Regions from separate parts of the Homo sapiens genome. Here region 1 is linked to region 2. A link is a loop called in an ENCODE intact Hi-C map of the cell type or tissue named here. Cell type or tissue: mammary epithelial cell. All regions are shown on one strand. Each heading gives the region's core, and the rest is flanking DNA. Links, peaks and the distances in the headings are about the cores only. Region 1 overlaps RASGRF2 (Ras protein specific guanine nucleotide releasing factor 2). Region 2 has its middle 7.0 kb from the start of THBS4-AS1.

Region 1 (12,893 bases), core at 2,859-10,858, 1.1 Mb after region 2:
TTCTGAATGACAGAAACCCAATTTAAAAAAAAATACTGTATCACTTACTTTATATCAGACACTGTTTCAAGTTGTTTTCAAATATTAAGTCACTTACTGTGACTCCACTCGTTTGAGGGAGAGGAGGTCGATGTTGTTATTACCACTGCTTTACAGATGGGGAAATGGAAGCTCAGACTGAACCATTTCCCTGAGGTTCCACCGATAGCAAATGGCAGCAGCAGGTTTCAGTCCCCGCCGTCTGGCTGCACAGTTTTTGCCGGGAACCCCCAATCTTGCAGCCTCTCCATCTTGCAGGCCAACTGTTGAGATGCAGACCGCTCAAAATGTGAAACATAAAAACCCGCTTCTGACTCAGGACAGTGAGAATAGCACATGTCAACACTGCCAATGCTTTCCCTGTTTCTCAATCTTTCCTTAGGAAAGTTACTTTTGACCCTGAGTCTATTTTGTGTTGCTCAAAGGATTTGTACTTGCTAAAGGCTGGTGCAGGGAGGAGTGCTGTGCCCCTGCTGACAACCACTGCACCTCCCAGGCTGAGATGGTGACAGCAGACGCCCCGGCCAGCCTCCCCAGGCCACCTGCCTGCAGGAAGTACAGTCAGAGCTGCCCGCGGTGAAGGGCCAGGAAACCCCCGCTGTTCTTGAAGCCTCAAGACCCCAGATATCCCACCTTGACAAGTGGGTGAGATGCTGCCCACTGCTCAGGCACCACAGAGTGCCACGAGGCTCCTGGGCATGTCCCCAGCTGGTAGGACTGATGGGGATACCAGGAATAAGAAGATAAAATTTGGTCTCAATGTGAAATGCTAGCAGCTATGAGATGTTTTTAAATGACTAATGAGTTGTCTGCTGCTTCAGCCTTGCAAATGGTGTTTTATGTTTTTTTTGTTGTTTCTGTGTGTGTTTCTTTTTTTTTTTTTTAAGAGATGGGGTCTTGTTCTGTCACCCAGGCTGGGGGGCAGTGGTGCGATCGTAGCTCACTATAGCCTTGACCTACCCCTTGCCTCAAGTGATCCTTCCACCTCCGCCTCCCAAAGTGCTGGGATTACGGGCATGAGCCACTGTGCCTAGCCACAGATAATTTTATACAATCACCATGTCAGAGGATAATCGATGGCCTATATACTTTTTTTTTTTTTTTTTCAGAGACAGAGTCTCGCTCTGTCTCCATGCTGGAGTTCAGTGGTGCAATCTTGGCTCACTGCAACCTACACCTCCCAGGTTCAAGCAATTCTCCTGCCTCAGCCTCCCAAGTAGCTGGGATTACAGGCATGCGCCACCACACCAAGCTAATTTTTTTGTATTTTTAGTGGAAACGGGGTTTCACCATATTGACGAGGCTGGTCTCGAACTCCTGACCTTGTGATCCACCCGCCTCAACTTTCCAAAGTGCTGGGATTACAGGCGTGAGCCACTACGCCCGACACACTTTTATGTCAGTCTCACCCTTTTATTATTTATCAGCACCCATTCACTTCTAGCTGTCGACACTGTCAGCCTCTGCGTATCTCAGCTAAGAGATCCCAAACATCCACCAGGCACACACCAGTGTTTGTTCACAAACAGATTCCCCATGACAGCCGCCCAAATGAAATAGAGAATGCTCCGTTTAATTTAAATAGGCCAGCAACTTCAGTTCCTTTTGGCCCCTTCTGATTTCCTGGACACATAGGCTGACCCTTATCTTTACGGCAGTGCTGGGTCCTGCTGTAATCTTTTACTGACCGCTGCCCTCTCCTTCTCCCCTCAGAACAGATGCCTTAGGCGTCACATTTCACTTCAGTTCTTCAGAGGTTCCTGGGTCAAAAAGGTCTCAGATGAGGAGAGAAACCTGGAAACTTGCACACTAGTTTGGATTCCATTGTTAGCTTGCTAGTTTCCACATTTGTAAAATTGGCAAAATTATCTGTGTGAAGTTATAATGCACAAATGAATTATTTGTCATATCTCTCTGGAAAATATGAAATGTAAGAAACTATTATCTGATAAGTATGGATTTTCTTTTCTTTTTTTTAATTCCAAAGATAGATTTTTATTCTTTTTCTCTGGTCCAGGCAAACAACCAACCAAGTAAGAAAATCCTAGTTCCTTGAACTATTTACCAAAGTTTTTTCTTATTTTTATACATCCCTATTGTTATCCTTTAAACTCTCCTTACAGTGAGACATTTACAGCAGGATTTATTAAGCTAGCATAAGCTAGATTTAAGCTTTTAGGAAGTGTGCCTTCAATGGCACTGATTTTCCGTTTTCATTAGCTGCCGAAACAGAAACATTTTCCCCATTGAACTAGTGGGATTCCTTAACCTTTTGTGGATGGATTTCGTTGATGGAATTTTATGTACTTCGATAGCTTCTTATCTCTGTTGTAAGAGTTTTCTGATGCAAGTGCCATGGAGAGCCCTTATTTTTCCTAATTTGTCTCCCCACTCTTGTAATCACTCTTGGACCTTGGAAGCATTTCTGGAGACTGCGGCATGCAACCCTCAGCATGGGGAACAATGATCCTGACATCACCTGGTCCTTGTTTGATCCGACCAGGCCTGGACCAGTGCTCTCCATCACTTCAGAGCTGCCTCAGAATGCCAAGAGCTGACTTAACATTTGTGTTATCAACTGGTTCTCAAGGCCCCACGGCTCTGCCTTGCTTGTTGCCTTTCTCTTTGTGTTCCTCTCCTCTCCACTCTGCTCTCAGATGTCATTAACTTATAGCTCCCAATCTCTTTGCATAAAGTCTCTCCTTGGGTGAATGTCAAAGATGCTACTTCCTGTAACTCTAAGTGCATCTTCTCCTTGGGGAAGGAAGGATGCACCCACCAGCTTTCTTTGTCAGTCTTTTTCCCTCCTATGGATCAGGGTAAAAAGAAAAGTATAACTAATGACTACTTTCTAGTTATATTAGAGTTAAACTCAAAGATAATTTTGTTGGCAGGGGGCATTACTTAAGAAAGTTAAATACAGTTTTAAATATTGGCAATAAAAGGATGCCCTTCCAGACTTTTCATTTTCCCTCTGGTCTTTGTCATTTTCTTGAAAATGACAATCCATATAAATTTACCACCTACCTAATGGAAAACACAGCATCTGAAAAAAAAATTCTCTTTTTTTCTGGTAAATGCTTTTTAAACTGACTGATTCCCTTTTGGGGCGTAAAGATGTAAGCTTGGAAGCGATCTGATTCCGGGGTTGTGGGGCAGTATTTAAAGATTCCTGTATGCACAGCTGTTCAGAACTAGGGGCTGAATTTTAGCAGTCATTCAAATGCAGAGTCATTTGTCAGCAAATGATCAAATAAATAGTTTTCTGGATGGGTTTTTTCCTTCTCACTGAATTAGTGTCATTCATTGCCATTTGCCGCTTCCCAGTTATTTTTGTTCTAACATATCTTCCACATTTTCGCTGTGCCTTCTCCCCGTAGCCTCCCACTTCACATCTGCTAAACTAATTTCCCAAACCACCAGTTTAAAACTTAGGTAGCTTATTACCACTTGTCTCAAAGTCAAGTATTCTCCCCCATGGACTTTTATGCATTCATTCTACAAACGTTTGAGGGCTGACCAGGAGCAAGGCACAGAGCTTACCAGATTTGGGGTTTAATTGTCTGTGGGTTTTACTACCTGAAACATAAGTCCCCAGATGATTGTCAGGCATATATTTTCTCTACATTCTGTTCCTCTTTGAAGATTCAAGAACCTACTGAGTAGTTAATGACTAGTAAGTATTGAACGTGTATTGGAAAGTTTAGAAGTACTGTCGTATTGCTATGTAGGGTTTAATTCCAAACTTATTGCCCTTCCTTATGTTTTTCTATTAGAATGTTCTTTTTCATCGTGTGAACAATGAGGCTTTTAAAATATTTTTGTAGTTAGGCAATGGAAAATGCCAGAAAACCCTACCCTTTCACTTTTCCAGCAAGAAGCCCTGATTCAGAGTCCCTGTTGCCCCAAGGTGGCGCCGACGCAGGCAGGCCAGCGGTGGTGGCCGGTGAGCAAGGCGAGCGGGTCCCCTGCAGAGGCTCTCATCCCAGGTTTTAGCCAGCACAATCTCCCCTGGAAGAGGGTTTCAATGTTAAAGTTTTGAATAAGGTCTCTTCTCCTCAGAAGAGTTGAAAACCACCTTGGTTTAGGAGGTTGTCTCTAGTTCATGAACATGAGGAATGCAAACCTGTGTACCCCAGACCTGTCAAGGCTGATTTGCATATATCATGATCATTCAGTGCCTTTGCCTCAGCTTCCCAGTTTACAAACTGGCCCGAGTCTAAACTAACTCTACACCACAATTTAAATTCTTCATCTTGTGTAGTCAAGACAGAAAACAGTAGTATGTTTTTCATTTTCTTGAAAATCATTAAATTAACCCCCCACCTCTTATTTCTGAGCTCAACACATCCTGAGTCCTTCTTTATAAGCTCTTTGTTCCAGATTTTAAAATTATTTGTGTGATTTTAATCCACTCTGCAGTATTTTCACTTTCCTTTTAAAACCTCTGGCCACTGTTAGGAATATACTGTACTTATTACACTGAGAAAATTACTCTCATAATTCTCTTTAGCCTCAAACTGTGTTTATAGAATCAGATTTTCCCAATGTCCTAGAGTTCCCTTGGCCATGTATAGTAAATTACTAATTACTACCCTGCTCTCCTGAAAGAATGAATATCATTTCTAAAATGCCTAAGCTATCAACAGGGATTCGTTTTAAAGTGCTAGAAAATCTGATTTATTGCTTTGCAGATGATTTTTCTGGTGTATGATCTAGCCTCATTAATGCAAACTAGTTTATTCAGACTGGAAACCACAGTTTCCAGATCCCCGTCTCAAATGGTCATCAGTGAAGGGAGATAGTTCCAGGCTCTGCAACTGTTTGACATTTCAGCCTTCCCTTCCCCAAGCCAGCAGCCACTAAGTCACTGATAGCTGCTTTTTTCTTTTTTTCTTTTTCTTTTTTTTTGAGATGGAGTCTCACTCTGTCACCCAGGCTGGAGTGCAATGGCACGATCTCGGCTCACTGCAACCTCTGCCTCCTGAGTTCAAGTGCTTTTCCTGCCTCAGCCTCCTGCGTAGCTGGGATTACAGGCGCCCACCACCATGCCCAGCTAATTTTCGTATTTTTTAATAGAGATGGGGTTTCACCATGTTGGTCAGGCTGGTCTTGAACTCCTGACCTCAGGTAGATTCACCCGCCTCAGCCTCCCGTAGTGCTGGGATTACTGGCATGAGCTACCGTGCCCAGCTCGATAGTTGCTTTATCTCAAGAGGTTGAGTGGTTAGAAAAGCAGTTTAAAAACTCAGGCTTTAGCCAAGAGTTTAGCCTGGATCTAAGTCATGGGCCTGCCACTTGCTAACTGTCTGACCTTGGATAAGATACCTAGATTTTCTGTACCTGGACTTCCCCATATGCAAAATGGAAATCATGATAGTAAATATGTTGCAGTATTGCTATTGACGATTAAATGAGATAATAAAGTAGCTAAAATGTGGCCAGGTGTGGTGGATCACATCTGTAATCCCAGCATTTCGGGAGGCCAAGGCAGGTGGATTGCTTGAACCCAGGAGTTGGAGACCAGCCTGGGCAGCATAGAGAGAGCCCCATCTCTAAAAAAAAAAAAAAAAAATCTTAAAAATTAGCTGGGCATGGTAGCATGTGCCTGTAGTCCCAGCTACTTGGGAGGCCGAGGTGGCGGGAATCCCTTGAGCCCAGGAGGTCAAGACTGCAGTGAGCCATGATCACACCATTGCACTCCAGCCTGGGTGACAGAGTGAGACTCTGTCTCAAAAAAAAATTACCTAGCATGGGGCAACCTCTCACTGTCTTACTTACAATTACTTTAGGATTTTGTTTGTTTTTTGTTTTTTGTTCTTTTTTTTTTTAACTGATCCAGGTAAAATGCTAATTTTCCTAATTATTTATGAACATGTTGAGTAGAGTCAATACAATTTTGGTAAAATAGACTCATCTCACAATAGCATCTCTCCCTTGGAAGACTCTGGCATCATCGGTGGACAGTGTTTTGCTCCTAAGCGTGTGCTGGGTGCCACACTCCATCCCTTGACAGTTTTTGTCTTGTTCCTGGCCAGAACTACCCGCTTTTTGCAGGTGGTTTCTGGACCTCAGTTTCCAGGCCCAGCCTCTCCTAAGGGTCAGTAGGGCGTCCCCAAGGGGGGCCCCTTGCAGATGGACGCCCTCCTCAAGCCTCTCTTGGTTTCTTTTGTTAATGTTTCTTTCATGTGCAAACCCACCCAGAAGTCTGCTGCTCCGCCTCCACTGCAGAGCGTTGTTTGTTGAGTTACTCAGTAATTCTTTTTGAAGGAACAAGAGCTATGGGCTCCTTTTCAGAGAATGAAATATAAACGTCTTGCATTTTCTGAGTGCGCCACCTTTGAGAGCAGGGCGGTTTCTTCGTTCGAATCCTCTCTCTCCACATCCCTGCTTCAGGAATTGGAAAACAAAAACTAAATTAGACGCTGTTGCTTTGATAACTTCAATAAGTACCTCGGGGTCTCTTGGGTGCCATGGATTCGCTCTCCTGGCGCATGAGGCTTCGTGCGGCTTCGTGTCATAAACATGGGCAGGCGACATCCCTCCTCCAGGCCTGCGGGCTCCACCCAGGGGCCCGCGCCAGAGCCAATGCTGACCCGGGAGCGCCATCTTGTGGGCGCCTCGATTGCTGCCTCCGAGAAGGCGCTCGGGTACGTCTTATTCCACCGTTTCAGGACTTGGGGAAATGTAGCCAATAATTACATGCCGGACAATTACAACATAGCTGTCAGCCAGACATTAGGAATCACTTATCTCTGGATTTAAATAGGGCAAATGTCTTTTTGCTGCTTTAGATTTCTTTCTATTGAGGAGCAGCTACTGTATTTTCAACAGGGACTTTTGAATGACCAATTCTGTATTTTACATGCATTTGTAAAAAATAAAATCATTCTAGGTAGTACATCAGAAGATCTAGATTTCTTTTACTTCTTGAGATTTTTTTTTTGTGACCTTTTTTTTTTTTTTGATAGATAAACAAAGGTAATGTAAGGTCTTGCTACTCAAAAGGTGGACCCCGGGCCAGCAGCATCAGCATCACCCGGGAGCTTGTTGGAAATGCAGAATCCTTATCTCTGTTCCAGATCCCCTGAATCAGAATCTAATTTTAGCCACAACCCCTAGTGAGCCCTGTGCACATGACAGTTTGAGAAGGGCAAGTATAAAGGACTACGAAGGAGTCAGAAGGACTGGTGTTCTTGTCCCAGCCCCTCCATTTCCCCATGCTTCTCATCTCAGCCCATGTGATCACCTCTCTTCAGCCTGTGTGGCCGATATGTGACGGGAGACCATGAGATTATGGTTCCTGACTTGTCTGATGCTGGGTCAGCTAAGGAAGGATTAAAATTTTATACACGGCCGGGCACCGTGGCTCACGCGTGTAACTGCAGCACTTTGGGAGGCCAAGAAGGGCAGATCATTTGAAGTCAGGAGTTCGAGACCAGCCTGGCCAACATGGCGAAACCCCATCTCTACAAAAAATACAAAAATTAGCTGGGCGTGGTGGTGTGCACCTGTAGTCACAGCTGCTCGGGAGGCTGAGGTGTGAGAATCCATTGAACCTGGGAGGCAGAGGCTACAGTGAGCCCAGATTGTGCCACACTCCAGCCTGGGCAATAGAGTGAAACTCTGTCTCAAAAACAAACAAATAACAACAAAAAATTATATACTAAAGGTCACTTTGTACATTGTAAAAACCTGTGCAAATGTAAGTGAAAATTATGGATGGCAAAAATTCTTCCATTTCATACTCCACTATCAGAGATTCTGCTTTGCATTATATCAGAGTCTGATTTATATCATCAGCAGCAAAGCAACTATTCAACTGCGACCATTTGTCATGCTTCAAATAGTGTCTTGGCAGATTTCATTAAGTCCTTCAAAGGTCCCTCTCAGACCAGTCTTCCCAGAGTTCAAAATAATAAAATTACATTATGCTTTTCTTAACAAGACCTTTCCCACATTTGCCATCCTGGGGCCCCAGAAGCGTCCCCCACCCCACTCCCCCCTCCCCCGTTGAGCCCAGTATGGGGCACAGTAGGTACTCACTAATGCCGGTTGATCAAACCACTAATTGACCCTCAGCACGGTCTAAACAGTAACCTGATATCCTTCACACTAATCGTGCATTTATGATAATCAGATTATTTGTATCATTAGAGACCTGACATAGCTACATGAGGACTCAGTTGTCTCACTAATATATGTGAAATATTCATTAAGGAAATAAAGTCCTGATGGCTGAGAATGTAGTGCACAAAGATTGATGAAAGTGAGAGCATTAACCGTTTACAAACATCCCTTTACCTTGAAATGAGGGAGAGAGTGGAACCAAAGGAAAGAACACTGGCAAACTATTACTCTCTTCTCTTTATGTACATTTTAAAAAACTAATAGCAAAAAGGTGTTTGGCAATAAATAGGTGAAATTTTAGGAAAACATCATCTGAAGCCTTAATATTGATGAGATATTGACATCTATGTTGCTCCTGGGCCCCAGTGGCTCTTGTTTCTGAAGAATTGGGACTATGGTCAAACAGTGAAAAGTAAAATATTGGCCGGGCGCGGTGGCTCACGCCTGTAATCCCAGCACTTTGGGAGGCCGAGGCGGGTGGATCATGAGGTCAGGAGATCGAGACCATCCTGGCTAACAAGGTGAAACCCCGTCTCTACTAAAAATACAAAAAATTAGCCGGGCGCGGTGGCGGGCGCCTGTAGTCCCAGCTACTCGGGAGGCTGAGGCAGGAGAATGGCGTGAACCCGGGAAGCGGAGCTTGCAGTGAGCCGAGATTGCGCCACTGCAGTCCGCAATCCGGCCTGGGCGACAGAGCGAGACTCCGTCTCAAAAAAAAAAAAAAAAAAAAAAAAAGTAAAATATTGGGAATAACTTATTACACCATCTGCCACCCAACTGAGGTACAAAAATACTAAATTCAAATTAGATTAGACTTGCATTGTCTACAATTTGTGAAATTATGATCTTGTTAATTGTTTTTACCAAATATAGTAAAATCTTGCTCTTTTCTTTTTACCTGATTCGTTGCAATTAACAATGTTCTCTCCAATCATTTAAAAGGATTCAGAATGTCAGTGCTTCAAAATTACTTTCCTGAAAGTTAAAATGTAATTATAATAAGTAACTTTATATGGGGGAAAATAAACACTCATGTCTGTACATATAAAGATATAGTCTATCAGAGTAAGATCCTCAAAAGCAGGACTTTGCAGTGTTCAGTTCATCTCTGAATACCTAACAATTCCTCTCTGCTGCCTGCACGTGTTTTATAAGGATACATTTAATTAAGTAATGAAAGAGACACAATTCTACCTTTTTGTTCTTTTTTTCCCAACATTTACCTTGAAAATTTTTTGAGAGAAAAATTGCCAGAATAAAAGAAAGTACACTGATACACATCTAGAATCCCTCAGAAATCATTCACATGTTTAACGTGTATTCTCTCTCTCTCTCTCCCCAGACTCCCTCCAAGAACAAAAACCTGTTATTTTTTTTTTAATTGCATTTTTATTTTAGTTCAGGGGATACATGTGCAGGTTTTGTGTGGCGCTGAGATTTGGGCTTTATTGATCTCATCACCCAGATAGTGAATATAGTATACAACAGGAAGTTTTCCAGCCCTTGCCCCCACCTCCCTCCCTCCTTTTGGAGTCCCCAGTGTCCACTGTCGCCATCTTTATGTCCACGTGAACCGAAGATTTAGCTCCCACTTATAAGTGAAAACATGTGATATTTGGTTTTCTGTTTCTGCATTAGTTTGCTTAGGATAATGGCCTGTATCTTCATCCATGTTGCTTTATAGAACATGATTTTTTTTTTTTTTGAGACGGAGTCTCGCTCTGTCACCCAGGCTGGAGTGCAGTGGCGCGATCTTGGCTCACGGCAAGCTCCGCCTGCCGGGTTCACACCATTCTCCTGCCTCAGCCTCCAGAGTAGCTGGGATTACAGGTGACTGCCACCATACCCAGCAAATTTTTTATATTTTTAGTAGAGACGGGGTTTCACCGTGTTAGCCAGGATGGTCTCGATCTCCTGACCTCATGATCCGCCCGCCTCAGCCTCCCAAAATGCTGGGATTACAGGCGTGAGCCACCGCACCTGGCCCATGATTTCGTTTTTTAAGGCTGCATAGTATTCCATGGTGTATGTATACCGCATTTTCTTTATCTAATGCACCGTTGATGGGCACCTAGGTTGATTCTGTGTCTTTGCTATTATGAATAATGCAGCAATGAACATGCAAGTATATGTCTCTTTTTGGTAGAGCAATTTATTTTCCTTTGGGTATATACCCAGGGATTGCTGAGTCAAATGGTAGTTCTATTTTTAGTTCTTTGAGAAATCTCCAAACTGCTTTCCACAGGGACTGAACTAATTTGCATTCCCACCAATAGTGTATAAGTGAAGAACCTGCTCTTAGACAGCCAACAGTAAAATGATCAAATTCAGGAAAATTTCAGATTGGCAGAATGCTCTCTACTAGTGCATAGTCCTGATTCCATTTTTGCCAGTTGTCATAGTAATGCCCTTTTAAAGCATTCGCCTCTTGACTCCAGGTTCACAGGTTGCATTTAGCTGTTATCCCTTTGGTGTCCTTTGAGCTGGAAGAGTTCCTCAGTTTGTCTCTGTTGTTTATGACACTGACATTTCTGAAGAGTACAGGCCAATGCTTCTTCAAAATTAGATCAATTTATGCATTTTAGGCAGAAATACTAAGGATGTATTACATTACAGAGCATTACATTAGTAGACATATGATGTTGGTTTCTTCCATCATGGGGGATGGTAACTTTGATCACTTGGGGTAAGGTGTTATCTGCCAGATTCTCCCTTTGTAATTAATAAGTAATCTCTGAGGTGTACTCTGACACTGTTAATTCTGTTCTCTAATACACTTCATTCAACCATTTTAGCATTCAGTCATGATCCTTGCCTGAATCAGTGATTACTGCTTTGGTTGAAAATGGTGATTTTTTGCCGGGTGCAGTGTCTCATGCCTGTGCGGTGGCTCCCAGCACTTTGGGAGGCCAAGGCAGGCAGGTTACTTGAGGTTAGGAGTTTGAGACCAGCCTGGCCAACATGGTGAAACCCTGTATCTACTAAAAATCCAAAAATTAGCCAGGCGTGGTGGCACACACCTGTAATCCCAGCTGCTCAGGAGGCTGAGACAGGAGAATCACTTGAACCCGGGAAGCGGAGGTTGCAGTGAGCCGAGATCACGTCACTGCACTCCAGCCCGGGTGACAGAGTGAGACTCCATCTCAAAAAAAAAAAAAAAAAGAAAATGGTGATTTTCTAACTCATTTATTTCTTTGCATCTACTATTTGGAATTCTACTATAAAGAATAGCTTTAGGCTGGGTGCAGTGGCTCACGGTCGTAATCCCAGCACTTCGGGAGGCTGAGATGGGAGGGTCACTTGAGCCCAGGAGCTTGAGACCAGCCTGGGCAACATGGCAAGACCCTGTCTCTACAAAAAATTTAAAAATTGGCTGGGCATGGTGGCACACACCTGTAGTCCCAGCTACTTGGGAGGCTGAGGTGGGGGACCCCCTTGAGCCCAGGAATTTGAGGCTGCAGTGAGCTATGATCACACCACTGCACTCCAGCCTGGGTGACAGAGAGAGACCCTGTGATTTAAAAAAAAAAAAAAAAAGAAGAAGAATAGTTTTATTTTCTACCTTTTTAAAATCTGTCTGTCTTTGTGAGCATCAATATCGATAGGGACTTACAGGTTCTTCTTATTAAACTGGTTATTGCTTATTACTCTCATTATTCATTTTGATGCTCATATTGTCCCAACTTTCCCCAGTGGGTGCCTCTTCAATCTCACTTCTATGTTCATTCGATGTGGCCCCATTAGTCTGTGTCATTCTTTAGCTCTTAGCATATCTATATTGATGTAGATATAGATATTGATAGCCTTAGCATATTTTCATTCAAGTTACTGCTTAAATGACAGATTTTATTCTTGCAGCAAATATTCTTTGAGATACTGGTATGTCACAGTTACTGATCTTACTCATGGTCCAGAAAAAAGCCAGGCAATTAAATTGGCCCTTTCAATGGAATACAGGGAGTTGACAGCCGTGAGTTACGTGTGCCGTGGGTGCACAAAGAAAAGCTCCCAATCCCACTGGGTGAATTAAGAAGACTCCAGGGAGAGTGCATATCATCTCCTAGGCCCAAAATATGAATAGAAATACATGTATGGAGGCGGCATAGTGTTCCAGGCTATGAGAAGCACATATCTCTTGAGGAACTGAAGGCATTTGTTAAGTCTAGGACAGTGTGAGTGTGTTGGGGGCGTGGTGTGTGTTGGGGGCGTGGTACGTGTTGCAGGCCACAGGGATGCAAGCAGTGTGAGAGAAGAGGCTGGAGGGGTGGGCCAGGGCCTCGTAAGCTCTGTTAAGGACCCTTCCCAATGGCTGTTCCTAGAGGCAGTTGTTCTCAACACTGACTGCACATTTGCACCCCCTGGGGAGCCCCCAGGGGAGCCTGTCAGAACTACCAATAACAGACCACCATTCCTAACCAATTAAATCGGGACCCTAGGTGTGGCAGGGAACTCTAGGGTCCATACATTTTAATTTCCATACCTAGCTTCTAGAGAATTTATCATGGAGAATGGTGTCATGTGTCATAGAGCTAACCCTTTCAAAGCTAAAATTTAAAAAGATTCATTTTATTTTACAGGATTTCGAACTCAACAATGAACTAAAGATGAATGTCCTAAATTTGCTAGAAGAAGTTTTGCGAGACCCAGACCTTCTTCCCCAAGAAAGGAAAGCCGCCGCGAATATCCTCAGGTGAAGGCAGCTGAAGATGCCGACTGGATGACAT
Region 2 (12,209 bases), core at 3,059-11,058:
AAGGAGGCAGCAACCCACACCATGCCCACCCCTGGGGCAGCCTCCCTGTTGTCGGCTGTGCAAGCCCAAGAACGCAGTATGTCCACAGGAAACAGACTCTCTTGGTTAAATCTTTTGTGTCTATAACTATTTTAGAAACCATGGGCCCACAGGAGATCCAGAACATAATTCCATCCCTTAGGGAGCTTATTACATTTTTGGGAAGACAAAACTTGTTATTTATGCAAAACAAGAAACAAAGACGCATGTAGAACCAGCAGTGTGCTGAAGCCAACTCCTACCAGCTCATAAGAGCCAACTATTCAAGTTTTAGGAATATTGTGAGCCAGTTAAACGGTTGGTAGTTTGAAATTGGCCATGGTGGGAGTATTTACACAGAAACTGGCAAACACTACAAATCAGGGCTCCAGAGAACTGGTTGTTAAATATTTATCAGCACACAAGTGATTATTCTACCTTGTCCTATTCCTAGTTGGCCCTCCTTATATTTTTGAAGCTGATGTAGAAAACTTGAGGCTTTCAGAAAATTTCTTGCATAAGAAATGAAGTAAGAAAAGTGAAAATGGGTGGGGTGCTATGGCTCACACCTGTAATCCTAGCACTTTGGGAGGCCTAGGTGGGAGGATCGCTTGAGGTCAGGAGTTTGGGACCAGTCTGGCCAACATGGTAAAACCCCATCTCTACTAAAAATACAAAAATTAGGCCAGGTGCAGTGGCTCCTGCCTATACTCCCAGCTCCTCAGGTGGCTGAAGCACAAGAATCTCTTGAACCCGGGAGGCGGAGGTTGCAGTGAGCTGAGATCGTGCCACTGCACTCCAGCCTGGGCGACAGAGCAAGACGTGTCTCCAAAAACAAAAACAAAAAAAAAAAAAAGTGAAAATCAGGAAGCACTTGAGAGAAGCTAGCCAGTTGCAGACTGACGGGATGAGCTAGCAGGTGTGGTATGCTCTCCCCCAGGTAACTCCCTGGGCTTCTTGGATACTTGTTATACTCAACCTTAGCACAATGACTCAAATTCCTATTACAGTTCCATTAGGTTAGTAAGAGCCTCATTTGAATCTTACACCTCTAGGACTGAGTGGCCATCAGTCTCTCACCAACTAGTATGAATTCATTCCAATGCCCATTCACCTCCTGACTTTTCATGGAGATCGAGAAGACTGAGGAGCTGGGCATGGTGGTGTGCACCTGTGGTCCTGGCTACCTGGGAGGCTGAATGGGGAGGATCACTTGAGCCCAGGAGTTCAAGTCCAGCATGGGCAACATAGCAAGATCCTGTCTCACTTTTTTTTTTTTTTTTTAAGTACTGGGGGAATGGGAGGCGTGGCTGGGAAAGAAAAGAGGCATTGTCACTGTGGGGGAATGGGAGGCGTGGCTGGGAAAGAAAAGAGGCATTGTCACTGTAGGGAAAAGATCATGGCTGAGTAGAATCCCACGGGAAGTGTGGGAGATCTCTGGGGGCAGGATGAGGGCACTGGGGGCAGCCAGAGGAGGCCTGGGGGCATGGGAGCAGGTGCACAAAGGGATGTGCAGCCCTTTTTGCCTACACTCAAGAAAAAGGAAAAAAAAACTCTTCCTTCTCCCCATCCAGGTTATTAGTCCTAGGCTCCAGAAGTATTATGGTGATTATCCTTAGGTTAATTTTGGAGACAGGCTATAGAGTTAAAGAGAATGAGGAAGATATAGAATCCAGCCACCTGCTATTGAAACATCTGTAGGCATTTTTTATTGCCTAGGCTAGAAGATAACTGGGAACAGACTCAAGCAGCAAAAAAGAATCTGGTCCAGAAGTGAGGCCGTGGGCAAACTAGATACTGTACAGCATAAATCTAGGGGTGAGAGGTGGGGTGCCCCTGTTTGGGATACACGCCTGGGGTCCCCAGTAACATCGGGACTGTAAGGGTGGCTCAACCTTTCAGTGGCATGAAGAAACCCCCTGCAGTGTCCACAGCTCCGCATCTTACAGCCCCGCCCAATTTGGTCATAGGCAACCTCAGGAGACAGAGACGCTCACCCCAAATTTCCTGGGGCAGTATAGTTTCCACAGTGGGTGAGGGTGTTTTATTCCAGAGAAATAATTCTAGTACTATAGAATTAAGTATAGAGATGATGAAGTAAATTGGACCCATCATCCTAATATTTTTGTGTGGTGTTGGGGAATTATGTTTGAATATGTGGCAACGTACTTGAAATATCTAAGAGAATTTGGCATAATTAGAGAATGCAAATTGAACTTGTGATTCCAGTATAGAATGCAGACAGATGCTCTTCACCTTAAAATGGGGCTATGTCCTAATAAATCCGTAAGTTGAACATATCTTAAGTCCAAAGTGCATTTAGTACTCCAATAAACCCAAGTCAAAAGTTTAAGTCATCCATCATGAAGTCCAGATACTCCTCAATTTAAATAGGGTTATGTTTTGATAAAAATCGTCAAACCATCATTAGTTGGGAGTTGTTTATAGTTGAATATTTGGTTTATCATCATCATCATTATTAGTATTATTGAGACAGGATCTCACTGTCGCTCAGGCTGCAGTGCAGTGGTGCAGTCTCAGCTCACTGCAGCCTCAACCTCCTGGCTCAAATAGTCCTTCCACCTCAGCCTTCCAAGTAGCTAAGACTTACAGGCTCATACCACCATATCCAGCTAATTTTTTCTATTTTTTTTTGTAAAGATGGGGTCTTACTGTGTTGCCCAGGCTGGTCTCAAACTCCTGGGCTCAAATGATCCTCCTGCCTTGGCCTCCCAAAGATAGTATTTGATTTTAGACTTGTGATTTTAAGTCAGAAGGTAGGAGAATTTGGTTGAATATGAAAATATTGAGATGATTAAGATAATTTCTCATCCATTATATACATTTTTTAAATTTACAAGTTATATAAGCACATAGGTAGGTTTCATCAAATGACAAAAAAATGCATAAATGAAATTTAAATATATTGTTTTTAATGTTACAAATTAGCATAGTATGTCATAAATTAATATATTACATTTATAAATGGGATTTAGAGTGTTTAAGGAAATTTAATTAAGTTTGCAAATGGGACTAAACATTAATCAAAAGCCTAAAAGTGATTATATATTTTGCTATAGAGTAATAAGTAGATTTGCATATTTATAGAATATAGTAAAGTAATACGATTTTTAAGTTGAATTTTTTAACTTAAGGTTTTGTAATTTGTAACTTTAATCAGATACTAATTTTAAAACCAAAGTCACCATAAATTGTGTTTTCTGTAAAAGACAACCTTTCCTTCAGGAATAAGGAATGCCTCCTACAAGCTCCACATTTTACCACCTCGCCCAAATCGTTGGTTAATAACCTCAGACAATTGACATGCACCCCAAATTTCCTGAGGCAGTAGAGTTTCCTTAGTGGAGAAGGGTCTTTTATTCCTGAGAAATAATTCTACAATTGTAGAACTAAGTACAGATATGCTGAAGTCAATTGGACCCATCATCCTAATATTTTTGTGTGGTGCTTGGGAATTATGTTTGTATATGTGCCAAAGTACTTGAAATATCTAAGAGAATTTGGCATACAGAATGCAATAAATTCAATGTGGGATTCTAGTTTAAAATGCATACAGATGCTCCCTTACTTACCATGTAGTTACATCCTGGGATAAACCCACGGCAAGTCAGAAATATCATAAGTGAAAATGCATTTTATATATATATATATATATATATATATATTTTTTTTTTTTTTTTTTTTTTTAGATGGAGTCTTGCTCTCTCGCCCAGGCTGGAGTGCAGTGGTGCGATCTCGGCTCACTGCAAGCTCCGCCTCCTGGCTTCACGCCATTCTTCTGCCTCAGCCTCCCGAGTAGCTGGGACCACAGACACCCACCACCACACCCAGCTAATTTTTTGTATTTTTTTAGTAAAGATGGGGTTTCACCGTGTTAGCCAGCATGGCATTTAATATCTTGATAAGCCCATCATAAAGTCAAAAAAATCTTAAGTCAAACCATTATAAGTTGGGGATTGTCTGTAGTTGAGTATTTGATTTCAGACTTCTGATTTTAAATCAGAAGGTAGGGAGAATTTGGTTGAATATGTAAATGATACTGAGGTGGTTCAGATAATTTATAATCCACTGTATAAATTTTTTTAATTTACAAGGGTTATTTAAGTGCGTAGGCAGGTTTTGTCAGACAAGTGACATAAAAATAAAACATTATAAATGCAATTTAAATTTAGTTTATAATGTATTACAAATTAGCATAGTATATTGTTATAAATATATTAAATTTATAAATGGAATTTAGAGCATTTAAAGAAATTTAATTAAGTTTACAAATGGCACTAGACAATCAAAAGCTTACAAGTGATTATAAATTTTGCTATAAAGTAATAAGTAGATTTGTATATTTATAGATGTAGTAGAGTCGTAAGATTTTTAAGTTGAACTTCTATACTTAAGGTTTTGTAATTTGTAACTTTAATCAAACATTAATTTTAAAAACCAGTCACCATAAATTGTGTTTTCTGTGTATGAAAGCTACCCTTATAAGCAAATAACAAAATCAATAAAAAACAGCACAGTGACAGTCAGCACTGATTTTTTTTTTATTGAGGGGTGGAGATCTGGAGAACTGCATCCTCAATTCCAAATAAGGGGCTAACAATCATCCCAGAACACTGCCCTTTTCTACATTGGGGACTGTCACCGCACAGAGGGATTAAGGACCTTGATTCAGCTCTCCCTGACTCCAGGGCATCACCAAGCAGCTGGCTGCAGCAACGCTGGGGGCCTGAGCTATCCTGCTGTCAGCTCTCAAACCCCTCATTTTCCAGGACACATGGCCTGAAGAATGCACTAGCCCCAACTTGGGGCCCTGGTGTGGCGATGTGGCAAGGAGCACCTCTCTCTTCTCCCTACTACATCAAAAATTTTAAGGATGCCTAAACATGTCTGCTTATCTGGAGGGCTGGGGTGAATGAGACGTCCAGAATGAAAGCTCTCCTATTCTGACTGCGCCACCTGACTGAGAAGTAACTTTAGCTTATTTCCTTGGCTCATCATAAAAGAACGAAAAGTATTTTCCTCACATTGTCTACCTCCTCAACTATGGAGTGGACATGCATCCACGCCTTCAACTCAGGTCTTTGAGAAAAACAACTTTATTTCCCAAATTTCACCTTGTTTTTCTTCTGAGAACTTATTGTGCCAAACTCAAGAGAAACATAACCTCAGTCTTTCTTGGGGTTCCCATTCTTCTTCCAGAATCAAGACTCTAGGATGTCTTCTCAGAACCAAGGTGTTTGGGGAGGGGGACATCTATCCACACAGATTCCTTCTAACGTGACCATAGTCAGCACCCACCCCCCATACTCTAACAGACCACACTGGGGACCTCAAATCTGTGTGAACCTTTGCAGCCATTCCTTTACTGGCCCCTTACCTATGGACTGCAGAAAGCTCCCACAGGCCTCCCTTCCTTCTCTCTCAGCATGGGAGAATCCTTCTCAAGTATGAGGAGGGAAGCCTTATTCTCCCTTTTGCTTTTGGCCAAGAAATCTTATCCATTCCCGGTGTTCCTTCACTTACGCCCTGCTATGACTTGAATGTGCCCCCTGAAGTTCATGTGTTGGAAACTTAATCCCTAATACAACACTTTTGAAAATTAAGGCCTAGTGGGAGGTGTTTAATTCATGAGGGCAGAGCCCTTGTGAATGGATTAATGTCAGTTATAAAAGACCTTGAGGCTGTGAGTTCCATTTCTTGCTCTCTTATACTCTCTGCCCCTCCATCTTCCACCAGGGGATGACACAGCACAAAGGTCTTTACCAGATACCAGCACTTGATCTATCTTGGACTTCCCAACCTCCCATGTAAAATAAATTTCCTTTCTTTGTAAGTCACCCCATCTATGGTATTCTGTTATAGCAATACAAAATGGACTAAGACACTCCCACAAACCCCAGACTTCGACTATGGGCTTAGCTCTGGGTACACAAAAACTAGAACAGTTTGCAAGCTGGCTCTGACTCACACCACCACAGCCTCACTGAAATAGTGGGCCCAGAGTCCACTCTGCCAGAATGGGAGGACTGGGGCAAAGGGAAATATGAAAAGGAAATGGGTCAATATCTCAAAGTGCTACCACAACATATTGTGAACAACTTCAATAGCTAATTTTAAAAAATTCTTTTTTAGAAATGAGGTCTCACTATGTTACCCAGGCTGGTCTCACACTCCTGGGCTCAAGCAATCCTCCCACCTCAGCCTCCCAAAGTGCTGGGATTACAGGCATGAGCCACCACACGTGGCCTCCTACTGTTTAGATTTGTTCCTAAAAGATGCCTATGTTTAAACCAGGCCAGATCACTCACCCTAGAAATTCCACAAATAACCAATGAGCTGATGGCTCCAGGCAGACGGGTGGCTGAGCCCAGTTCCCATCCTGGCCTGGAGGAGGAGACCTAGGAAGTCACAGCTTAGGATACACTGGGGCGGGCGGGAAGGTTTGCTTTTATCCATCATCCAAGCTGTGATTCAGCGCATAAGTCTCCCTTTCATTAAGTTTAACTTGTTGAGTAACATTAAATTTATATACTGCAAAGCACAATAGAATTTCACTGCTGTGAACATACGCGTTCACAAGCATCATCCAACTAAGTGTGAGCATCTGCTGCCTCATTGGGGGTATTTACTAGTCATTCATTATTTATTTATTTATTTATTTTTGAGACGGAACCTTGCTCTGTCGCCCAGGCTGGAGTGCAGTGGTGTGATCTCGGCTCACTGCAAGCTCCGCCCCCCGGGTTCACACCATTCTCCTGTCTCAGCCTCCCGAGTAGCTGGGACGACGGGCACTCGCCACCACTCCCGGCTATTTTTTTTTGTATTTTTAGTAGAGACGAGGTTTCACCGTGTTAGCCAGGATGGTCTCGATCTCCTGACCTTGTGATCCGCCCATCTCGGCCTCCCAAAGTGCTGGGATTACAGGCGTGAGCCACCGCGCCCGGCCTAGTTATTTATTTTGCAGCACCTATTAGAGTAAACAGTAGCAGATATCTAATGTCTAAGAAAAATTTATGGAAGGAAGATTTGAACGAAAAATTTTCTCCATTAGCATATTTTTAAGGAGTTTTCCTCACAACAATTCCATCCCACTCCTACCCCTCCTACCAGAATTCTGAGGATCAGGGCTTGAGAACTAACATCTCCAAAGTCCCAGTAGCTCTGTGGTTTTCTACAGGCTCCTGGAGGATAAGGACCGTGCCATGTTTATCTCACCCTCCACCTCTCAATAAAGTACAAATTTGTGGAATTGGCGAGGCCAAGAGGCCTCAAATTCTTGTATCTTTCATATCATCCACTAGGGGGCAGCAATCCTCTAAAAATAGCCCCTAAACCAGCCACTTTTTTAGCTAAAAGATGACTAAATTTCATTAAAAGTAGAATAACAAACGCCTGTAATCCCAGCACTTTGGCAGGCCGAGGCGGGCGGATCACGAGGTCCGGAGACCGAGACCATCCTGGCCAACACGGTGAAACCCCATCCCTACTAAAAATACAAAAATTAGCTGGGTGCGGTGGCTTGCGCCTGTAGTCCCAGCTACTCTGGAGGCTGAGGCAGGAGAATCGCTTGAACCCGGGGAGCGGAGGTTGCAGTGAGCTGAGACCGCGCCACTGCACTCCAGCCTGGGCAACAGAGCAAGTATGTGTCTCAGGAAAAAAAAAAAAAAAAAAAAGAATAACAACAACTACAATTTATTAAACACTTACTCTGCTCCTAGCACTATGTTATATGCTAATAGTTCAGGGCTTAAGAACAATTTTATTGGCCAGGAGTGGTGTCTCATGCCTGAAATCTTACCACTTTGGGAAGGTGAGGCAGGAGGATCGCCTCAGCTCAGGAATTTGAGACCAGCCTGGGCAACATAGTGAGACCTATCTCTACTGAGAATGTTTTAATAATTCGTCAGGCATGGTGGTGTGCACTGTAGTCCCAGCTACTTGGGAGGCTGAGATGGGAGGATTACTTGAGCCTGAGTGGACAGGCTGCAGTGAGCTATGATTGCACCCCTGCCCTTCAGCCTGGGTGACAGAGCAAGACCCTGTCTAAAAAAAAAGAACTCTTATTTATCAAAACGAACATCTCAACAAAAAGCAACAACCACCACATAGGAAGGAAACCACCACCTAAACGTGAATTATTGCAACTTAGTCTCTGAACGAACACTGAAGCCTCGCTTTCTTTTAGGTATTGCTTCGCAAAGACTTCTGCCTTGTCCCTCAGCCTAAATTCACAGGATAGAGTCTTCTCCATGAGCAAAGCAAAGAGCCATTCATCTATCCACTCATCATTCACTCATTCTTCAGACACACACTGAGCAATTACTACATACCAGGCACTGTGCTAGATACTGGGAGGGATTTTAAAAGTACACAAAGCCAGTCCATTTTAGTCCAGGCCTCTGTATGACTGAAAGCCTTTGTCTTACTATTAATAATACTGATCATAACTGCAAAATTATAGTGTAGTTTAGAATTAAATGAACCTGGCCGGGCGCAGTGGCTCAAGCCTGTGATCCCAGCACTTTAGGAGGTGGAGGCGGGCAGATCACTTGAGGTTAGGAGTTTGAGACCAGCCTGGGCAACATGGCAAAACCCATCTCTACTAAAAATACAAAAATTAGCCACGTGTGGTGGCATGCACCTGTAGTCCCAGCTACTTGGGAAGCTGAGACAGGAGAATCACTTGAACCTTGGATGCAGAGGTTGCAGTAAGATTGTGCCACTGCACTCCAGCCTGGGCAGCAGAGGGGGATTCCATCTCAAAAAAAAAAGAATTAAATGCACCTCAAAGCCAACCACTAGATTCTCTCGCTCTGTTTAGAAGACATTTGTTTGTTGTAAGAACCCAGACTTAATCCTGAGAGGTTTTAGCGGGGTCTAAAGAGAGCCTCGTCCTAAACATCCCTGCCAGGAAGAACACTTCCAGGGAGCAGGGGGCAGGCAGCTTCCTGGCCCAGGACAGTCTGCATGACCTAAATTACTTGAGTCAAAAATTCTTTGGGCCATATAGTGTTTTGGTGGTTGCTGTTGGGTTTTCTATTTGCTAACTTGAGCAAACATTTAAAATTTGAGTGTTTTTAGACAAAAACCTGGATTTCCAACTTCTCTTTAAAAAGTCAAAAGCTCCAGCCTCCATCTGCATTCACGCACAGGAACCTTGAAAAGGGCCTGTGTTGTCCATGCACCGCAGTGTCCACACATGTAAGTTTCTACCTGACTCTGTAAGTGATCGAGTATGAGAGTCCGTACTTGGGATTTCCCAGGTACCCTGTGCGGCCTGCAGGGGATATGGAGAAGGTTGGGACTCAACCCCTCTTGTGGCAGGCCAGGTCTCACGAATAGCTAAACAGGCAGGCCTCCATGACAACTGTTTCAGCACTGACTGAGTGCTTAGGTTAAACATTAAAGGCTGCAAGAGCCAGTGTCCTTACACAAAGGCTGGAATGTGACAAAAGCCACCAAGAGTCTTGCCTAGGCCTTTCCTGGGCCTTGAAGCATGACAAGATAACAAAGAAATTCTTACATTCCTCGTACCCACGTTTAGGATTAAACACGTTTTATTAGGGGTCAGCAAAGAACTCCCCAGACCGCCATAACTCAGCGGGAGGCAAGATAAGGGTAATCACCCCCAGCACCTGGACCCATCTAGATTAAATAAACTTACTGAGGCTCCGGAGGAAGGTCTCCAGGACTCAGATCTTAGTTATGGATTACAGGGAATCAGTCACTTGTGTCTTTTGATGAATCCACACTTACATGTAGACATATAGCTTCATATAAGCACTGGAAAACTTTGTAAATATGAGTCGGTCTGGTGATATTTTCCTGGCCTTCTGCCTGTACCGGGTTACAGAAATAAACTCTCTTCTTTCCCAGTTTATCTGCATCTCATTACTGGGCCATGAGAACAAGCAGCCCAACCCTCAGTTCAGTCTGGGAACACTCTGGCTAACAACCTGTTAGGGGTTGTCACCACTGCCTGGAGAGGATAGGGGTACACTGGGGGCCAGCCGACAGGAGCTGAGGTCTCAGGTAGAAGATTCCTACCTTATCAATAGATGGAAAGAGATTCAAACCCAGCATCACTGACTCTGGTTCCAAAATCTGAAATTCTTTTATAGCGACAGCACACATTCACCAGGTATGCAGAGAAGAGTTAACAGCAGGTCCGAGATGGCTGCTGATCTTTAGTTAGAAAGGCCTAATTGCAAAGTTGGCCCTTGGCTGGTATCTGAGCACTTGGCTTTCCAGAGTGTTCCCACCATTTCTGAAACTGATAAGAGTGGTTCACCATGTCTTGACTGTACAGTGTGGTTTATGCTGAGCATCTGCTTTCTTTCTGGGAGTTGGAATTTTGGTACATGGTAGGGAGAAGGTGCCTACAAGACGAGACCCTAATAAAAACCCTGGGTGTTGAGTCTCTAATGAGCTTCCCTTGTGGCCAACATTTCATATCCCTTGTCACAACTCATTGCTGGGGAAATTAAGCACATATTATGTGACTTCCACCTGGAGAAGACTCTTGGTAGCTTGCCCCCCTGGTTTTCTCTGGACTTGGCCCCATACACTTTTCTTTCTTTTTTTTTTTTGGTGCTGATTTTGCCCTGTATCCTTTCACTGTAATAAATTATAACTGTAAGAATAACTAGATGCTGAGTTATGCTTCAGCCAATCACTAGATTCTATTTAGAGGGCATTTGTTTATTTGAAGAACTCAGACTTACTTAATCCTGAGAGTTTTTACCTGGGTCCAAAGAGAGCCTTGTTCTAAACATCCCTGTCTAGAAAGCCTCCGATGAGACTTTCTAGCAAACCACTTAAATGTAGTGGTCTTGGAGACCCCGAAACATCAGTCAACTATCTCCAACAACTGAAAGAGGCTTTGGGCTTACAAAGTGCAAAGAATAATTGAGGTGCTAGGTCATCACAGGCATCACTAATGAGAAAATAATGGAAAACAGGGGCCTAAAAGTTGAGGCCAATCACCACAAAACACCTGCAGAGCTGGAGAAGCAAAACTCAAAGTGGAGACCCCTGAGATTGGACACATGACAAGGGACAGAGTCTAACTGAAGTGGTTTATTTGGTTAGTCTCATACCTAGAGAAATTTAAGGTGAGGCAGTCACCCCCAATACCAGCTCTACCCTTCTTTCATAGTCATAGTGTCCCAAATTTTTGCAGGAACCCAGATGCCCAGAATAAAAGATTATACTTCCCAGGTGAGTTGTGGCCATCTAAGTTCTGATCAGTGGCATATAAGCAAAAAAGTTCATGGTAGCTTCTGGGAATCTTCTTCTAAAGAGGGTTAATTTTTTTTTTTTTTTTTAAATGGAGTCTCACTCTGTTGCCAGGCTGGGGTGCAGTGGTGCAATCTTAGCTCACTGCAACCTCCGCCTCCCGGGTTCAAGTGATTCTCCTGCCTCAGCCTCCCAAGTAGCTGGGATTACAGGCATGCACCACCACACCCGGCTAGGTTTCACCATGTTGGCCAGGATGGTCTCGGTCTCTTGACCTCATGATCTACCTGCCTCGGCCTCCGAAAGTGCTGGGATTACAAGCGTGAGTCACCACGCCCAGCCAGATCATTAATATTTCTTATTCGTCCTCTTATCCCTCCTCCTAGGCTGGAATATGGATATAATAGCTGGAGTTCCAGAGGCTGTCTTGAGTTGATGAGAAAGCCTTGGGAATAGAAGCGTCATCACAGAGAACAAGATAGAACTGACACCGTGGAGTAACATACCAGTAACAGACCATAAGATTTCTATCACTGGACTTTGTGGACATGAAAAATCTCCATCTGTTCTTGGGGCTTTACTGTTACTTCCAGCTAAATTTAATCCTCCTTAATGCAAAAGAAATTCCGGATGGGGAAGTGTTTATAAAGTCATGTATCCAGAACCATAGACTCACCAAATCTTAGATCTGAAGAGTCATCAGGAAGCTTTTTGTTTCAGCCTTTTCATTTTACAGTTGGAAAAACTGAGGCCTAGTCACCTCTGTGGTTTGTCAGGGTTACATGGCTAGTTAGGAGCAAAACTGAGGCCAGATCCCAGGTTTTGGGGCTACAGGCTCATGGTTCTCATTTTCCTGCTATGAGAACTGCCTCAGGTAGGCCAGGGCAGGGGTAAAGTCCAAAAGGGGGTTTCTGTCTAGAGGACTCAAAGAA

What was found. A loop is a pair of places that touch in the nucleus more often than their neighbours do. Peaks named below come from ENCODE experiments on the same cell type or tissue, not always from the same donor. Only the 100,000 strongest peaks of a DNase experiment are listed, where the experiment ranks them.
Region 1: a loop joins it to region 2, with 7 times the contacts of the local background. A loop is called at or near these places in 4 of 110 quality-filtered maps.

What each region holds. Positions count from the first base shown.
Region 1 is chr5:81,188,584-81,201,476 of GRCh38, forward strand. RASGRF2 (Ras protein specific guanine nucleotide releasing factor 2) reads left to right here. Exons shown (of 27, transcript NM_006909.3): 19 at 12,747-12,859. Among named protein-coding and RNA genes, the nearest start is that of CKMT2, 38 kb to the right of the region's middle. RefSeq lists enhancers at 3,498-4,006, 4,007-4,513. In mammary epithelial cell, for the core only: a CTCF peak has its summit at 6,651 (motif pointing left); a DNase peak (open chromatin) is centred at 6,658.
Region 2 is chr5:80,084,558-80,096,766 of GRCh38, forward strand. No RefSeq gene overlaps it. Among named protein-coding and RNA genes, the nearest start is that of THBS4-AS1, 7.0 kb to the left of the region's middle. RefSeq lists an enhancer at 1,269-1,563. In mammary epithelial cell, for the core only: a CTCF peak has its summit at 7,339 (motif pointing right); no DNase peak of the experiment used is centred there.